2 separate regions of the Homo sapiens genome follow, and region 2 is linked to region 1. The links are chromatin loops, found by intact Hi-C in ENCODE. Cell type or tissue: heart left ventricle. All regions are shown on one strand. Links, peaks and the distances in the headings refer to the core of each region. The heading gives the core; the rest is flanking DNA. Region 1 holds the start of CSRP2 (cysteine and glycine rich protein 2). Region 2 has its middle 54 kb from the start of E2F7.

What was found. Hi-C counts contacts between places; a loop is a spot of excess contacts. Peaks named below come from ENCODE experiments on the same cell type or tissue, not always from the same donor. Only the 100,000 strongest peaks of a DNase experiment are listed, where the experiment ranks them.
Region 2: a loop joins it to region 1, with 3 times the contacts of the local background. A loop is called at or near these places in 16 of 110 quality-filtered maps.

What each region holds. Positions count from the first base shown.
Region 1 is chr12:76,874,680-76,883,942 of GRCh38, reverse strand. CSRP2 (cysteine and glycine rich protein 2) reads left to right here and starts at 4,924. Exons shown (of 6, transcript NM_001321.3): 1 at 4,924-5,005. LOC124902971 (a long non-coding RNA gene) reads right to left here and starts at 5,584. Exons shown (of 2, transcript XR_007063380.1): 1 at 5,293-5,584; 2 at 2,478-4,055. RefSeq lists silencers at 4,655-4,704, 4,735-5,164 and an enhancer at 8,999-9,263. In heart left ventricle, for the core only: CTCF peaks have their summits at 4,268 and 5,496; DNase peaks (open chromatin) are centred at 4,252, 4,852, 5,482 and 5,787; H3K4me3 peaks cover 2,688 bases; H3K27ac peaks cover 2,493 bases.
Region 2 is chr12:77,006,790-77,016,052 of GRCh38, reverse strand. No RefSeq gene overlaps it. Among named protein-coding and RNA genes, the nearest start is that of E2F7, 54 kb to the left of the region's middle. In heart left ventricle, for the core only: CTCF peaks have their summits at 4,705 and 4,923 (motif pointing right); a DNase peak (open chromatin) is centred at 4,912; H3K4me3 peaks cover 217 bases.

The DNA.
Region 1 (9,263 bases), core at 916-8,915:
ATGAAACACACACACACACACACACACATGTTGGCAGGATGTTGGAGATGGGGGAGGATGGATAAAAGAAAAGGGTGGGGGAAGAATGAGGAAAAAGTTGTCACAAAGCGTTTTTTGACTTAGTCTCAAAATCATGCACTTCATTCTATTTTCTAGAAGCAAGGCACTAAATCTAGCCCGCACCCAAGGGTAAGGGCATGAATTAAATTCTACCTGTTGAAGGGGGGAGTAACAAAGAATCCATGGACATGATTTTAAGCCATCACAATCTGTTGGGAGTCCTAACTGCAAGTAACAGAAAATCCATCTCAAAATGGATTAAACAGCAATGGGGACTCATTGGCTCCCATAATGAAAAAGCCCTGCAGGTAGGTAAACTTGGTGAATACTTGTTCAGAGCTCTGTTTTCTCTGTCCTCTTGTCTGTGTCAAGTCATCCGTGGCCAGGTTCCTAGCAAAAATGACTGCAACCACTCTAAGGCCTCCTCCATGCACATAGCACATTCCAGAATAGGCTAGCTTGGCTCTGACTCCGCACCCCAGCAGAGTTCTGAGATTCACTCTAATTGGATGGGCTTAGGTCACGTGCTTACCATCCCCAAGCCGGGGCCTCAAATGCCTTGACTGGATCCAGTGCTCCACCCTGAAACAGGACCATGAACTCACATGCCTGAAACCACACAGAGAGGAATGGATGCTACAGAGGCAATCACAAATACCTACTACACGACTCAGGGATATTTATGTCAGCTTTTAAAAATACGGGGTGAGCAGAATTTTTGTCATTTGAAAGGAAAGAAAGCAATAGAGCCTGAAATTGAACAGCAAGGGAGTACAATCACGTGCCACATGAAGATTTTCAATCAACAACAGATCACAAATATGAGGGTGGTCCTGTAACACTACAATACTGTGTTTTTGCTGTACCTTTTCTATATTTAGATATGTTTAGATACACAAATACTATTGTGTTGCCATTGCCTGTGGTGTTCTGTACAGTCACATGCTGTACAGGTTTGTAGCCCATGAGCAATAGGCTATACCTTAGGCCATATGGTGTAGGTTTGTGTAAGTATACTCTACAATGTTGGCATAATGGTAAAATTGTCTCATGATGCATTCCTTAGAACCTGTTCCCATCACTAAGTGGCACATGACTGTATAACTAAAAAATGCCAAAGAAATGGATCAAAAGCCTAGGCAGAGTGGACACTGTTGGTAGGGAGTGGGAGAACCATTTGCTCCTCCAAGATCAGGGACAGCAAGTACAAACATAGGAGAAAACATGGAAGCTTCGAGGCAAAGTGGAGGAAGGTTGAGGAAATGTTGGTGACTGGCTGTGAATGTGAATGAAGGAGAAGAAGGTGATGTCACCAGCTGAAAAAGAGGGAGAAAAGTGAGATAAAGGAATTAAGGGGTTAAGATAAGATGGATAGAATATGCTGTCTGGGAAGTTAATGGTGTCTTTCTTACTAGTAGAACTAGAAAAACTCTGCTATAATATGAAAGCAGAAGCAGAGCTCAAAAAGATAGAAAGCTCTGGTTGAAAAGAAGAAATAAATAACATCATAATAGAAGATAATAGCACTGAATGAAAATAATGCCTACTGGAGAAAGAGAGTTAGGAAATGAAGCAAGTATAAGAAAGTAGGAGTTTATAGCAGGTTAAAAAAAGCAACTATGACAAATATCAAGAATAAGATACTCTAATCTACCTTCCAACATTTAAGCATATATCACTTACATTATTCTTTTCTCTGTCAGATAATAAATCACAGAGTATTAGGGTTAAGTATGAGTAATTTTTAATTCCCACAACTGCTGCTAAATCTTAGCTAAGAAATAAGGTAGAAAAACTGCTTCTTTTTGTGTTATTAAATGTGTAGGTTAGCAAAGTGCAAATTGTTTCCCTTTTTTTCATACTAAAATCATTATAATAAGACATTCCTCTTCACTATAGCTTTCTTGCCTTCTGGGAAGAAAGCCTTGCCCTAAAATAAAGAGGCTTTGTGTTTAAATTCACATTCATCTGATTCAGAGTTTTGTTAAGAAAAAGGGGCATGAAATAAAAATAATAAAAATATTTTTAAAATCTACGTTTGAAGCACAAGGTCATGACAAAAGGCAACAACCTTGGTTCAACTTGCCTTAGGACAGTGACCTTGAGAGAGGGCTTTGATTTGAAATTGGTTGATGAATTCCAGAGAATAGAGTTGTTACAAGTATAATACACATTTTGAGTGGGAAAAAGAAATAGCCTGCTGGACACATTTAACCTTTGATTCTGCCTATTACAAGGTTGAAGGGGTCAAACAGACTAGGACCATGTGGACTTAAGGGTTTATCCTTCTCCTTGAGGACACATTTTTCCCACTATCCTTCTGCAGGCGCGCAGATGCTTCCTACTGAAGACTCTTAATTGTTTTGGAAAACACTCCATACCTTCTTAATAGCAAGCCCTCAAGAAGGCAACATGAGTACTTAGCAAAGCACAATTTTATTTCTTTCTTGAGAGGCAAAAAGGACATCAAGATATCTTTGCTTAACATAACAACCATCAATTATTCAGTATTTACCATGTGCCAGGTGCTATGTTTGGCATTTTACATACATCACCCAATTTAATCCTCATAACAACACTACAAGATGTGTAGAATTATCTTTTTACAGATAAAGAAACAGATGCATAGAGGTCAAGTACTTAGCCCAAGCTTACAAAACTGATAGGTGGCAGAGCTGTATGTTGAAATCATGTGTGTTTGATTCCAAAGCCCATACTCTTTCTTTTGCACCACTCTGTCTAAAAACTCTTAAATAATTTCTTCATGTTCATAACTAAAAGAGTCAACAGTTTAAATAGATGTTTAAAGAAAATAAATATTTTTTAAATGTTGATAAATACAAATACAGATTTGTTCAAAATCACACGTTGTATATCATCTGCAGACTCAGTGTGAAGTACACGGAGACAAACACATACAGGGACAGACAGCAGAAACACTTTTAGGTCAGAAACAAGCCCAATTTCTTTTTTGTTTTGTTTTGTTTTTTTGAGACGGAGTCTCCCTCTGTCACTCAGGCTGGAGTGCATTGACGTGATCTCCACTCACTGCAACCTCCACCTCTCAGGTTCAAGTGATTCTCCTGCCTCAGCCTCCAAGTAGCTGGGATTACAGACATGTGCCACCACGCCCGGCCAACAAGCCCAATTTCAAATGATAAGACATGGCTATGGAATTTAGGGACAACATGAGCTTGACGGAAAGCAAACAGCTCAGGTTTGGGAGGCCCCTTCCACAAAGAGGCATTGAGAAGAACTCAGGGTAGGAGAGAAAGGGCAGTGGTTTGCTGCAGTGAGACTCACTGATACAGTTTCATTCAGTAGAAGCACTAGGCAAACTTATACAAGAAAAAATAAACATTGTAAGCAGCTGAGCTAAAGCGAATGTAGAATCTGAGGGACTGAATTTTCCTGTTGGCCCGTGAGTCAAGTCACTTACACTAGCTGATATCACTGAAATAAGGATTGCCCATATTTAGAAAAGCTCACAGCAGGCAAGAATGCTTTCCAGACTCCTGCCACAGTATCAGGAGATGTCAATCACCACTATGTGTTTTTGGACAGTACTTGGTGGACAGAGAACAAGGCAGCTATAATGAGTTTATCCTGGATTGGCCCCAGCATATAAAATAAAACAATAATAATATTATAAGTCGGTTCTGTACGTTGTCATGCGGATATGTGCTCCCTGCCCTCTCCCCAAGAGGGCATTTGGCAATGTCCAGAGACTTTTTGATTGTCACAACGTCGGGGGCAGGTTGCAACTGGCATCTAGTGGGTGGAGGCCTCCTACAATGCACAGGACAGCCCCCTACAATAAAGAATTATCCAGCCCAAGATGTCAATGGTGTGGAGGATGAGAAACTCTGGACCAGAGGAGGCAATAGCATTTATGGCATGAGGGGGTTTTGGTCACTGACTTTTTTGAACTCCCCACTCCGCAAGTATCAGTTCTCCGGGATCATTGCTTCTGGCAGGAGAGGTCATGAGGAGGCCTAGAATATGAACCAGATAGAGATTGCATTGTTTATTTTCCTTTTCATCTAAAACAATAAATCATCCTGTAGCTTAGGCATTAGGTCCCTTCGGATGTCACGGTATCCTTGTGCTTTTCTGACATCAACACATATAAATACAGGGCCTGTGGCGCCCGGGGTTTCTGCCTGGGTTTAGGTTTCTTCCCCCTCAGCATCGCGTGCTGTGCCCTGGTGGAGGGGAAGAGCGAAACACTTTGGGAATGGGGCGTTTTCGTAACGTCATTTATTTAGTCTAGATGAATTTTGCTCTTTAAGAATAAGAAGTTGTGGATTCCCAGAAGCTGGAAATCGGACGAGAGAATATGCGTTAACTAGGGAAGTTAATCACGTTGAGTTTACTGACAAGGACAAGGCAAGGGGGAGGTGGCGGAAAGCCCCGTTTGGCTGACTTTCTACTGCTGGAGCCTCCCGGCCCATGACTGTCTCCGCGAAGAGGGGGATCGGCGCTCGCGGTGGACAGGTCCGACGCAGGGCGGCGGGGGCCACTTTCCAGCGGGACCGTCCCGCCGCCGGGCCTCCCTGGAGGGGAAGGAAGTCCCTCTCCAAGTCCCAGTGGCTTTTGGAACTGCCGGGTCCCTTTGGGAGGGAGCGGTCCCGGGACGTGGGAAGATGCCGGGCGGGCGGGAAGCTGCAGGAAGAGGCGGGCCTCCTGCCTTTTGTCTCCTGGTGGCTAGCCCGGAGCGGGCAGAGGGCAGCCCGCCCGCTACACGCCCCAGCCCGGCAAGCGGCTCCGGGAATCCGGCGGGCGGGGCTGGGAGGAGGGCGGGGCGGACACAGGCCGCGCCCACCGAGCGCTCTTTAAAAGGCACCGGCGCGCGCTTCGCCTGGGATCTCGGACTCCCTGGACCCTCCCTCCAGCCCAGCCTCGCTAGCTCCGCCTGCGGTACGTGCTCCCGCCTCCGACTCAAGTGAGTAGGGGCGGTGGGGCGGTTCCGCGGCGCCGCCAACCCCGGGGCGGGAGTTGCAGGGGGTTTCCACCGCCTCCCGGGGTCGTGCTGTCGCCCGGCCGGCGCGCCCCGGTCTCCTCCGACATCCCCATCCCGGTCCGCATTTGTGCCCCTGCCAGCCTTCTCATCCCTGCGCCCCAGATTTTCTCTCTCTTATCCCCCAAACACACCTGCCCTTGTCCCCGAGGCCGTCCAGGCCATGCCCTGGGATCCCAGGCCCGCGGGGCAGGTAAATAATCTTATATGACCTTTAATTTCTCCATACTGGTTTCTCTGGGAGAGAGGCGGGTTGTGAGTTTCGCGTTTCTGCTAATCCGCCTCTTAGCAGCCGTCGGTCCCCTCGTCCAGCGGCAGGCTCTCTCTGGGGTGGGGGTCGGAGTCTCAGGGCCCCCTCTGCCCGGAGTGTGGTGAGCACCGAGGGCGACCTTACTGGGTTCTGTCCCCTAGGGGTGGAATGGGGCTTCTACATCCCCCCGAGCCCAGGGTACTGCTCCTGCCGCCGTACCGGGCTCCTGGCATCCCCATTGTTTGGTGGTGTCTGCCCACCCAGCACCGAACCCCTCTATGTTGAAGGAACAGCAGGGAATGTCAATCACTTACTCCTAGCTTTTTCCAGAACTTTCTACGATTCAGGTACAAAGAAGAATGCAAGAATGCTTGGTTGTGAAATTATGCGACAGGTCCTGCGAATCACATTCTGGGTTCTCCAGAGCCAGATTCAGGAGCTCCACGTAGGCACCCCCTGGGGGCGGGGGCGGGCTTTCTAAACCGGCGGATCCCTTTCCCCCTTCTAAGCCAGGACATTTGTTAAACGATTTTTACTTAAATGGCTACCCAAAATGTTTAACCTGTTTTATTTGCAGTCTGCAAACCAAGCACATTTTCCCTTTATAAATGCTTTTCGGTACAGAATTTTTTTTGGGGGGTGGGGGGGTGGGGCGGGGGCAGTTAGTAATTTTTTAACCCGGGCAGCGAAAATCGTCGTATTTAGTTCTTGACTTTTCCAATTAACCTGTTTTAAAACTCTCCTCATAAAATGCCAAGAATTCAAATAGGACAGCCACAAAGTTGGCTGTACTTTGACTCACGTTTTTCAAGAAAGAATTGGGTGATAGATTTTGAAAGGGAGAATCTAACATAGTTTCAGAACTGCATGCCAAGCTACAAAGAATGTTGTGAAGTACTAAGTGGTCTCCCCCAGTACTCCTGGGGTCATCGCTCTCGTCCATTGTCACTGATACTTTGTCAGTATTTCTCTGGGTCCTTTCTCCTCTGCATTGTAGTTTTCTTTGCTCTTTTGGTTCTGTGTTACCTTTGAGACCAGACCTGCATCACATGAGTCTTTGAAACTCACAGTGCTTGCTTGGGTACCTTGGACAATTGACTGAAAGAAGGAGCGAATAAGGTTGTGATTATAGGGAACAAAAATATAATTTGACTCACACAATAGGTATTTGTTTGCAGATTTGATCTAAAGTTCGTATCATAAATTTTTAATGCATTTCTCCGAATGTATTTAACAAATATTGATTGATACTGGTATAGGCTAAGTACTGTGCTGAAAGCAGTACTTGCTGGAGGCCTGTCCTGATGAAATTGCAAAATCACTTGGATTTGGGGGAGATTGAATTTTATCCTAAAACAGCAAGAATGTTGGTGTAGAGTAGAGGACAGCAATAAATGAGGAGTTTTAGAAGCCTGAGTCCAGAGGCAACTCTGACACTAAATTGCTATAGTGATCTGGGTCTCTAGGTTTTCTTCTTTGTCAAAAGTGAGGTGAATCAAATGAACCCCAAAAGGGAGCCCCCTATGGGAGAGGAGGCATGGCTGAAAGGGGGAGGAACGAAGCCAGGCAGGACCAAATTCACACCTCAACTCCAGTACCCATTGGTTTGATGCCCTTGGGCAAATTAACTTTACTCTTTGGCCTCAATACTTCATCATGTAAAATGGGTGTAGTGGCACATGCCTTGCAGGGTTGTCATAAGGCCTGTTGATACTTGTACAAAGCCCAGCCCAGCCTGGGAGTAGTTCCTTGTAATTAGACAAAGTTGTGCACTTGGTTGAATATATGTGGGAAAAGGCTATCAGTGAAAGTCTGTTTCAGGAGAGAGCTGGCTCACACCTGAAGAGCGTTTCCTAGACCTTGCCTGGAGGCCAGCTTTCTTCTCTGTGCAGATGTTCACAGGTTTCCTCAAGGCACCTTACCCTGACTGCCAGCATGCCATCCCTTGGGTTCTGTTGGGTGGGGATCCCCAGACACCTCTGGATCTTTGATTACCTAGGTGGGGTTTCTGACTTTTTATATCATGGCACTCCTGTGAGGCCTCCAGACCCCTTCTCAAAATGACGTAACATAAAGTATGTGGTACCAAGTTCCCCAACCCCCAGAATTAAAAGGAATTGTGGCCTTTGGGTTAAGAATCCTGAATTAAGGGAATATTTCTCAGTCTGGATAGTGGAGAAGCTGGGCACAATTTCTTTTTTTTATATTTTTTCCTTTTCAAATTCCTTTTTACCACAGGCACAATTTCTGATTGTTAAAAATTTTATTGTTGTAAGTCACAGAGGAAGAACTAATAGAAGTACATGGTGAATGATCTGGAAAGGATATCAGGTTCCTTGTTTTTTTGTTTACAATCTTATTGTGCCAACAATACTATTGTCTTCGACTAATAAGAACAGACACCATGTAATACATTAGGGCCAAATTACTTCCCAGTTCACTATAGGAAAGAGGGCTTCATGGTGGTTTCACAGTACTTCCAAAAGAAAATAAGCAGAGAGAATTGAATCCTCATCCAGCACACGGCAGTGCAGGAACTACTCAGCTTAAGAAGAACCTATGCCATAGCCATGGAGGTCGGTACTACATCTGTATTGCTACCAGGGGTTTAGTTTAGCAAAACATCAGTGAAATAATTTTGAATTGGAATTTTATTGGTATTCATTTTTAAGTTGAATTGATAATTTTATTTTGGTTTCACAGTTATGAGTCATTTAATAGCTCTATGCCTCAGTTTCCCCACTCATAAAATGAGAATAGTGGTAGTGCTTACTTTAGTTGTTATGAGGATTAAATGAGGTAATATAAACATAAGTAAAGCATATATTAAGCTTTATAGAAGTATTTGTAATTATTACCTGTCATGTGGCAGACACTATTCTAGGTGTTTTGCATATATTGTTTAATCTAAAAACTGCCTTATTGTATAAATAAGCATTGTCCCCATTTTTAAAATGAGAAAACTAGCAGATCAAATGAACAACCTGTGATCATTTGGCAAATAAACAAGAGTCTCAGCATATATATCTAGGTCTGATTCCATGAAAAAATCGTGCAAATATTAAATTGTTTGAATAATTAAATAACTTGTAGTTTTGCACAGATTGTGGATTGCTATGGCAGATGTTGGGGATCAGGGTTACTGAGCTTATAGCATAGTTGCATTTTAATTACAATATGGGATTTGGCAGATAGTGATTCAAATCTGTGTCGAATTTTGCTGCACTCTAAGTTGAAGACACGAGTGGTAGCAGAATACAGAAGTAGTAAGAATGGTGAGGCTGAGGTACACACAGGAGTGTTCACTAGATTAGAAGAGAGTTTTCCTTCAGTGGGGTTAGATTTAGGTTAGCAGAGAGGGGTAATAAAAAGCTTTTTGGTTGAAAGTAGCAGTTTGGGTGTGAGAGTGGTGCACAGAGACCACTTACTGACCGCTAGTTGGATGGAGAGGAAGGTGTGTAATTTGTGTGTGTAATTTGGTAACTCAAGGATTGAGAATTCTCAGGTCATTTGAATAGTCTCAACCCTTAATGTTCTGTGCCTGTCAGATATGGGAGTTTTGAGGAAAGCTTGTGGTTCTGGAATCAAAACATGAGCCTGATTTGTTTCTTTGGAGATCTGTGACCTCAGCAAGTCACCCAACTCATCAGTCCCCATCCTTTTTGGCACCAGGGACCAGTTTTGTGGAAGACAGTTTTTTCATGGATGGTGGGTGGATGGTTTTGGCATGAAATTTTGGGATGAAACTGTTCCATCTCAGATCACCAGGCATTAGATTCTCGTAACGAGTGGGCACCTAGATCCCTCACCTACACAATTCACAATAGCGTTCCCGCTCCTATGAGAATCTAATGCCTCTGCCGATCTGACAGGAAGCAGAGCTCAGGTGGTAATGCTCGCTTACCCTCCACTCACCTCCTGCTGTGCAGCCTG
Region 2 (9,263 bases), core at 606-8,605, 130 kb before region 1:
TTGAAATAAATGACGGCCGGGCACAGTGGCTCATGGCTGTAATCCCAGCACTTTGGGAGGCCGAGGCGGGTGGATCACGAGGTCAGGAGATCGAGACCATCCTGGCTAACACGGTGAAACCCCATCTCTACTAAAAATACAAAAAATTAGCCGGGCGTGGTGGCAGGCGCCTGTAGTCCCAGCTACTCTGGAGGCTGAGGCAGGAGAATGGCGTGAACCCGGGAGGCGGAGCTTGCAGTGAGCCAAGATCGAGCCACTGCACTCCAGCCTGGGCGACAGAGCGAGACTCCGTCTCAAAAAAAAAAAAAAAAAAAAAAAAGAAGAAGAAAGAAATGACATGATTGCTTGTTGGTCATGATGGGCATCTGTTATTTATGTAGAGAGTGTATCATACTAACTAAAATCTGAATCATATTATTAGAAGATTGATATTATTTAACCCATGACAACTGACATACATGCATATTAGAACCAGGCAAAGCAAGGGCTGCCTATATATATATATATATTTCTGGGATTGAAATTAATTTCTATTTTAAGCCCTCATTCTACCTTCTGGCAGAAATTAGTCTCATTCAATTCAGCCTCCACTCTACACACAACTCCCTGAAACTCTCTAGAGGCAGTTGAAGTACTTTTAGTGGCAAGTATTTGAAAACATAATTCAAACAGGCTTAACAATAAGGGGCCTTGTTGGCTTACATCACTAAAAGCACAGAGGTAGGACAAGGACTCCAGCTCGTTTTCGCTCCAGTTCATTTGGTTCCGCTTTGCTCCATATGTAAGTTTAATCCACAGGCTGCAGCCTTCTCTTCAAAGGAAGAGAAGAAAACAACTTATCAAAGTTCTTCCAGAGGGGTAAGAACTTTCTCAGAGTTCCCCAGTAAGTATCTCCTCAATTGTTATTGGTCCAAACTGGGTTCCGTACCCGTTTCTACACCAAGTTAGGTCCAGATAGGATTATCTTTATTCCATGTCGACCTACCCTGGAACTGAAGCACACGGGCTCCTGGAAGCTGGGGGAGGAGGAGGGTAACACTTGACCAAAAATCAGGTTCTGTTAGAATGGAAAAGGCATAAAACAGATGCTAGCTAGCAACAGCAATTTCGCTACAGCCCTGAACCCGCTTCCTACAGTCACACATCAAGCCATGAGCAAGGGTAGACTGGTTCTCAGTCCTTACCTGTTCAAATTGTCATCAGCTAAGATGTACATTTTCCCTTCTGCTCTTTGGCCCCAGTTGTCCCTTTTGATGTCACGGCAACTTCCTTGGGCGCCAAATCCACTCCCTGGAATACCTGGCCGGGCCTTGCTCGGCCCCCCTCATTGGAAGGCAAGGCCACTCTAGGTCAGCTGGCTCTCAGTTCAATGTTACCACGGCACTCACAGCCCTTACGAAAGCTTTCTACTGCCTTCCTTACTCACCGCCCAGGGGCCCGGGAGAGGCTCATGAGGCTGTCTTGGCTTCTTTCTGCCAAGAAAATCGTCTAGGGTGGGACTAAGCCACAGTTTCATTTCCTGTGAAGTCTGCCCCCTTGGAGCCGCCATTTCTAAAGCTGCAACTTGAAAAGCAATTAGCTTTTTAAACCCTACAAGGCCACTCTGTGAAGCCTTTCAATTATGTTGTTGGCATAAATCTTAGAGAAACTCTTGTACACAGAGAGACAGGTATAACAGTGTTTATTGTGCCATTGTTTGTAACAATCAAAAGATATAAACAAACTGAAGTTCCAACAACAGGGATAAATAAACTGTGATCTCTTTCCATAATGTACTACTACTAAATAGTTTAACTGAAATAGCTAGATCTATATGTAACAACATGGATATGTCTAAAATATATACTGCTGAGTGGAAAAAGCTGTAAATATAGCAAAGGTTAACAGTTGGTAATTTTGGGATATAAATTCTCATGTCTTTTTTGTATTGATCTCTGTATTTTTCTGTATGATGGAATAAGTTGTAAAATTAAAATGAATACAGTTGACCCTTAAACAATGAAGGGGTGGGGACTGTGACCTGCATGTAGTCGAAAATCTAAATATAACTTTTGACTTCCCCAAAACTTAACTACTAATAGTCTACTGTTGACCAGAGGCCTTACCAATAACATAAACAGTTGATTAACACATATTCTGCATGTTGTATGCATTATATACTGTATTCCTATGATAAAGTAAGCTAGAGAAAAGAAAATGTCATTAAGAAAACTATGAAGAAGAAAAAATGTATTTACTATTCATTAAATGAAACTGGATCATCATAAAGATCTTCATCCTCATCATCTTCACATTGAGTAGGCTGAGGAAGAGGAAGGAGAAGGGTTGGTCTTGCTGTCTCAGGGGTGGAAAAGGCAGAAGAAGTGGAGAAGGTGGAAGGGGAGGCAGGAGAAGCAGTCTTGCTGGGTGTAACTGTTTTGAAAAAAAGTCCCGTGTAAGTGGACCCACACAGTTCAAACCCATGTTGTTCTAGGGTCAACTGTATTTTTAACAATTTTAGAAAATGATAACCATCTGTTTACTATGGTTATCAACAGTTCCTAGATTTTGGATTTTTGTGATAAGTTATTACATTGGCTTGAAGACCTGTGATCTCTTCCTGGAGGAGGTGTGTACATCCTTACCATGTTGAACTCAAGAGTGGCCATGAACTTACTTTTTCTAAAGAAACTAGATGGAAATGATGTGTGTTCTCCTGAAACAGAAGTTTTGAAAGACTGCTCATGGTTTACAAGATCTTGTTTCTCTCTCTGCCAAGAAACCAGATGCTCCAAATGGGCTGCTCTGTTACTGTCTTGGGCAAGAAGCAGAGCTGTAGCCAATCTGCAATGAACAAGGACTTGTCTTCAAGTTGTTGAGTTTTGGGGTTGTTTGCTACCTCGACCTAATTTAGGCTATCCTGACTGGCATAATTTAATAATAATAATAACTGAGGGGACCAACACAGCATGGCCAACATGGGATTTTAGAAAGTCAGAGCTTTCAAAATCATTGCTAACATTTCCCAACACCATCTTTTGTTGTTGGTTTGGTTTTTTTCGGGGTTTTTTTAGTGCAGAAGTTATTCTAGCAAAATAATAGTGACTTAAACTCAGTGAATCCAACACTGAAACCTTAACTATGCCCCCTCGACCCCTACCATGGCAGCTCATTTTGGCATCAGCCTTATGAAACGCTTCCTTACAGAGAAGCTTTTGGGATAAACCAGTGATTTCAGCATCAGTGTGGAAAGACTTTTCAAAGGATAGATCTATACAGATAATTTTAAGGGGATTAATTTATTTATATCTTCAAATTCCATCTGGGTGCATCTCTAAAATATATTTGCCTAGGTAATCTCTGGTCAACTGTTAAGCTAGTTCTCTGTTCCCATTGCCCCTTTCTCTAAATTTTCCCTCTCATTGCAAAAGAAGAGCTTACCTCCCATGCAATTGAAGGTTACAAACATTCCCTGTCTGGGGTATAGAAACCTCTAGAACATCCATCACAGGGATGATTTGAAATATTGTCTGTGCTGAAAGAGTAAATTATTCTGATGACTGGGCACCAAATCCTGCTGCAGGTCCTGTAGTTTCCGATTCCTTGGCTGTCAACAACCTTGAAGCAAAACCTAATCAATGTGTCTACTGGTCATTAAAAAAAGAAAATTATTTAAAGTATAAGTCGGCTGGGCACAGTGGCTCTCGCTTACAATCCCAGCACTTTGGGAGGCAGATCACCTGAGGTCAGGAGTTCGAGACCAGCCTGGCCAAAATGGTGAAATCTCATCTCTACTAAAAAAGATCACCTGAGGTCAGGAGTTCGAGACCAGCCTGGCCAAAATGGCGAAATCTCATCTCTACTAAAAATACAAAAATTAGCCACGCTTGGTGGTGGGCACCTGTAATCCCAGATATTCAAGAGGCTGAGGCAGGAGAATTGCTTGAACCCGGGAGGTGGAGGTGCAGTGAGCTGAGATCACGCCACTGCACTCCAGCCTGGGCGACAGAGCGAGACTCTGTCTCAAAAATAAAATAAATTTTTTAAAAAAGTATACATCATTTAGGGCAAATAACTTGGAAATTGTTCTAAAAATTCAGTTAATGCTGCCTAATAAAATTTCTTCCATACTTATTTCTGTGACTGAAGTTTCTTGAGGCTTACAACTAGAGAAAAATGATAAATATGAATAGTATCGATGCTGACCCTTGTCTCATTCTAGCAATAATATTCATCATGGATATGTAAACTAATTTTTAAAGCTTCATATATCTCAAGTATTAATTACTTTTTAATGTTTAATAATTATTTTAAATAAATTTAAATAAAGTAAATAAAATTATTTTCAATAAATATTTTAACATTTGTGTTTCAATCAGTTGTATACTTAAAAATGTAGATAACTAAAGCCTTGTGGTCAACAGAAAAAATTATAACTTAACTTTTAATTTATATTTATTTTTGTTATAGAGAAATATATATAGTGTTTTATATATACATAATATTAAATATAGCATTATATATTAAAACATAAATGTGTGTAAAACAGAATTTAAGTCTATTGGGGAAATGGAATTCAAATATAAGACCAAGGAGGAAAAGGAATTATGTGAAAATTACTCATTTATAAAAGCTTTTTTGTGTAATTTAAAAATAGCTGATGGTGAATATCAAATCCCACTGGTATTTAAATTCCCTTCTATACATTTAAAGGAGAAATATAGCAATTTTATTTTGAAATGTCAATATTCATGAACCATAAGAGATTATATTATTTACAACCATTTAAACTTATAATTAAAATGTTTACATATCAACTTAAAAATGTGCCATAAGTTTTCAAAATTATTTTCAGGGGCACGTGAGCAAAACCATCGGAAGGTCTCAGAGATAGAGCTTCTTATACCCATCCCTCAGCTCCCGCTAGGCTCCCCGCATTGTCCACACGGTGGCAGTAGTGTCTGTGCAGCCTGACGGATTTCCAAAGCTAGAAGACTTCTAAACCATTTCTATATTTCATTTGCAATCAACGTGTTAAATAAACAGTTTACATTTCCCTTGCATTAGAGCAATAAATGTCCACTGTGACTTACCACTGCTGAATTTCAAAATATTTCATTAAAATTTCCAGTCATGTAACAAATAAATAGCTATAAATACCAGAGCTACATAAATCACTTTTCACCCACCTGGGAATGAGCCGGACGTTAAATTCATTTTTACACTCCTCCCTGCTTCTCTCTTCCCCACTGTTCACACAGTGTCTGCCCACCCCTTAGCTTCAGTTGCTAAGCAACTGAAAGAGCTTTGTTGTTCTTGAACACTAACCATTAATTGCCCTCATTTTCTCCAATGAGAACATGCCTGCAGCCCAAATTACCTCCTTTTCCTGAAGAACAGACCAAGATGCTTATAACTTATGCTAATCATAAGGCAAATCCCATCCCAATAGAGAAATGCAAGAAAAGGAAATCCAGAATGCTTGAGCAACTCTGAACATAGTACACAAACACTGTGCTCATAAGGGCCAATTTTGCCTTATTTAAAAGATTATGATTGTATTGAGCACCTATTATATGCTAGGCACTATGCGAGTGCTTAACATGCATTATTTATTTTAATACTCAACCCCACTTTTTGAAGGTTTTTATGCCTCAGAATGGGACAACTTTTTAAGATTGAGTTGGACAAAAGGTAAATTGTTGTTTTAAGGAAGGGGAAATGGGAATGGAAACTGGCTTACCAGTTAGGAAAATCTGGTTTTCTCTCTTTTTTTTTTTTTTTTTTGAGACGGAGTCTACCTCTGTCGCCCAGGCTGGAGTGCAGTGGTACGATCTCGGCTCACTGCAAGCTCCGCCTCCCGGGTTCACGCCATTCTCCTGCCTCAGACTCCAGAGTAGCTGGGACTACAGGCGCCCGCCACCACACCCGGCTAATTTTTTGTATTTTTTAGTAGAGACGGGGTTTCACCGTGTTAGCCAGGATGGTCTCAATCTCCTGACCTCGTGATACGCCTGCCTCAGCCTCCCAAAGTGCTGGGATTACGGGCGTGAGCCACTGCGCCCAGCCAGTTTTCTATCTTAATTTTTACTTTAATTATCTGGATTGGAAAGCTCAGGCCCTTAGAAGTTAAATGACTTGCCTAGATTCTGTCAGAACCTAACGCCATTGTGGCACATTGCCTCTAGCTCATATTGGACACAGAATGATGTGGGAATTACTATCTTTCAACATCTTTGCCCAACATGTAGAAATATGATGAAAATTTCTACATTAAAATTCTGGTAGTCTCTTGATGCATGAAAGAAATGTTTGCGGTATGAGGGGAGTTGTGACCCCAGTTTGAATCTTGCTTTGCCACTTGTATAACCTGAGAAAGTTCCCATCTCATTTGGGGCCTCAGTTTTTCCTCTGTAAAAATAAAGGTAAGTACTATCTACCTCATAGGAATGATTTGAAGATTAATGTTGTATATTAATTGGAGTATGTTAAACTCCTGTAACAAATGGACTGCAAAGTGCATAATGGTTCAAACACTATGCAGGTTTTCTTCTCGCTCACCTTGTAGGGCAAGGTAGGCATACCTCATCAGCAGCATGCCTCTGCTTCAGGGGAACAGGTTGACGGCAGTTCTGCGGTCATCAACACAGGACTTTCAAGATCACCTAGGCATCATTTTCACCCAGGGAAGCTGGAAGCAGGGAAAAGGGGAAGGAGCATATTTGAGAGGCTTTTGGAAGTCAGACCAGGAGATGGGACACGACTTCCACTCACATTCCATCAGCTGGTACTCAGGCACAGAGACACAGCCATCTGCAAGAAGCTGAGAGATATAACCTGCCCGAGTGCCCAGAAGAAAGGAACCCAGAATTTGGAGAATACCTAGCAATCTCTGCCAAGGGTCATGTTTCTGTAATCATTTCTTACTATGCACAGAATAAGAGTTGAGTTAGTGTTAGCTTCTTCCCTTCTCTCATTCCTTTCTCACTTTTTCTCTTGCTATCATCCATTCTACTATATAAATAATATTTCTCATATCAGATATTACCATTGATCACAGAATGAAAACTCTTCAAATGATATCAGAACAGCAAAACAGAGATGAGATGATTTTTATAAAAAACAACCTCTTGCCAAGAAGGGATTTAGGTTTACTTATATTTGTTATTTTAATTATGATCATAATTACCTCTTTTCTAAGACATCATTGGCTACAGAATACTTGACTTGCTAAACTACAAAATAAAGAAATATTCAAAACAATACTGGATTCTCCATGTTTTATTTTGTAAATATTCTAGAATGTCATAAATTCAAGTGTTTGAGGGGCCTCTCGAGATCAATTTATCAAATTTTCCCTGTTTAGAGGTAAGAAAAAAATAAGTGTAAATGGAGGTGACACCCCTAAAATCACAATGCTAGTCAGTGGCAGGGCTGAGGCTCTTAACTTTTGGTCAAGATTATGAGGAAAATGTATCTAAAGCCCTTATCAGGGCTCCAGAGATGGTGATAACTATTGAAGAGGCACATGTAAAGTGCTTTGCAAATCTAGGGCAGCTTAACAGAAGCATGGACATAGCTGATTTCCTCAGTAGGCTGATGCAAAAATACCAGTTTTATCTAGAAACAATATCATTTTTGGTTGAAGTCATTTATCAAATTAGCTACACAATTTTAAAGCAAGAAAAACAATTAAGAGAGTTCACATTTGACAGGGAAATAAAGTGAGAATTGAGGAAAGTCCAGATCAGGGTGGGAGAAGAGACTGGGGAAGCAAACCTAAGGGGAACAGGAGATATTTGCATGGGATGAGACAAGATGGTGGTGGTGGTGGTGGATGGAGCTTCAGCAGCCAAGAGCCAGCATAAAGGCTCTGAATAGCTAAGAAGGAGAGTCTTTTTCACCTTACTTATTAAACATGAGAGTTTACATGTCAAAAAAAATTAGAAGACAGGTAGATAAATGTCATCACCCCATTTTAAAGACAAACAAATTCATGCTTAGAGAGCAAAATGATTTGCCAAATAAAAAAGCAGAGCTAAGACTTGACCCTGGGTCCTTGACCCCAAATCCACCAATCTTTCCACTAACATATACTATTTAAAAACTGAAAAGTGACTTACCAAAGACAAACTCTATTCACTTCATGATTTCACAGTTACAGACCATGATAGATTGATCATAAATATGGCTCCTATTCTCTACCCACCCCGTTTATCCATGCTCATTGCAACGTGACTTGCAGTTCTTCCTATCAGCTGGTAGAGTCTATTTCCTCACCTCTTAAACCTGGCTGGCTTTGTGACTTGCTCTGGCTAACAGAATATAGCAGAAATGATGACATCAATTTGAAGCCAGACCACAAGAGAACTCATGTGCTTCAGTTTTCTCGTCTTTGGATTTCTGCCTCAACCCTGAGAAACTGTCTGGGCTAAGCCAACTGGAAGATGAGAGAGAGACTACTTAGAGTGGAGTAAATTCATGCCAGGAGCAACCTTCCTCAACCAGATAACAGAAAACACATGAACAAGCCCAGCTAAATTAGTAAAGCACAGCCCTTAAAACAACAACTCTTGGCCGGGCACAGTGGCTCACGCCTGTAATCCCAGCACTTTGGGAGACCGAGGCAGGCGGATCATGAGGTCAGGAGTTCCAGAGCAGCCTGGCCAATAAGGCGAAACCCCATCTCTACTAAAAATACAAAAATTAGCCGGGCATGATGGCAGGCGCCTGTAATCCCAACCCTGGGCAACAAGAGCGAAACTCCATCTCAAAGAACAAACAAAAACTCTTTATTATTATTCCCTAGTCTACTGGGCGGGTCTGTTTATCTTAGAGTTCTATCAACTGTCTATTCCCAATAGACTAGTGAATAATAATAAAGAGTTGTTGTTTTAAGCCACTACATTTTGGGGTAGTTTGTTATTCAGCAACTGCTAACTGATACAAGGGAAACCTGGCATTCAGAGCCAGATTGAGCATCAGGCTAGCTCAACAAATCCACAAAGATTCACCCAAGTATTGCAGGAACATATATGTGTGTGAGAGAGAGAGACGAAATATATACCAACTACCTCTACTTTCCACAGCTATCTTTTGTAACTAGCAAAATGTACGTTGCTCCTGCTTCTGGGAAAGTAGAAATTATTACTACATAAAAAACAGAAATTACTCCTTTTAGTCACAACCACACCACCATTAAATAAACATTTAATAAATACCTAAAAACATTGTTGTTATTGTTGTTTGAGACAGAGTCTCGCTCTGTCACCCAGGCTGGAGTA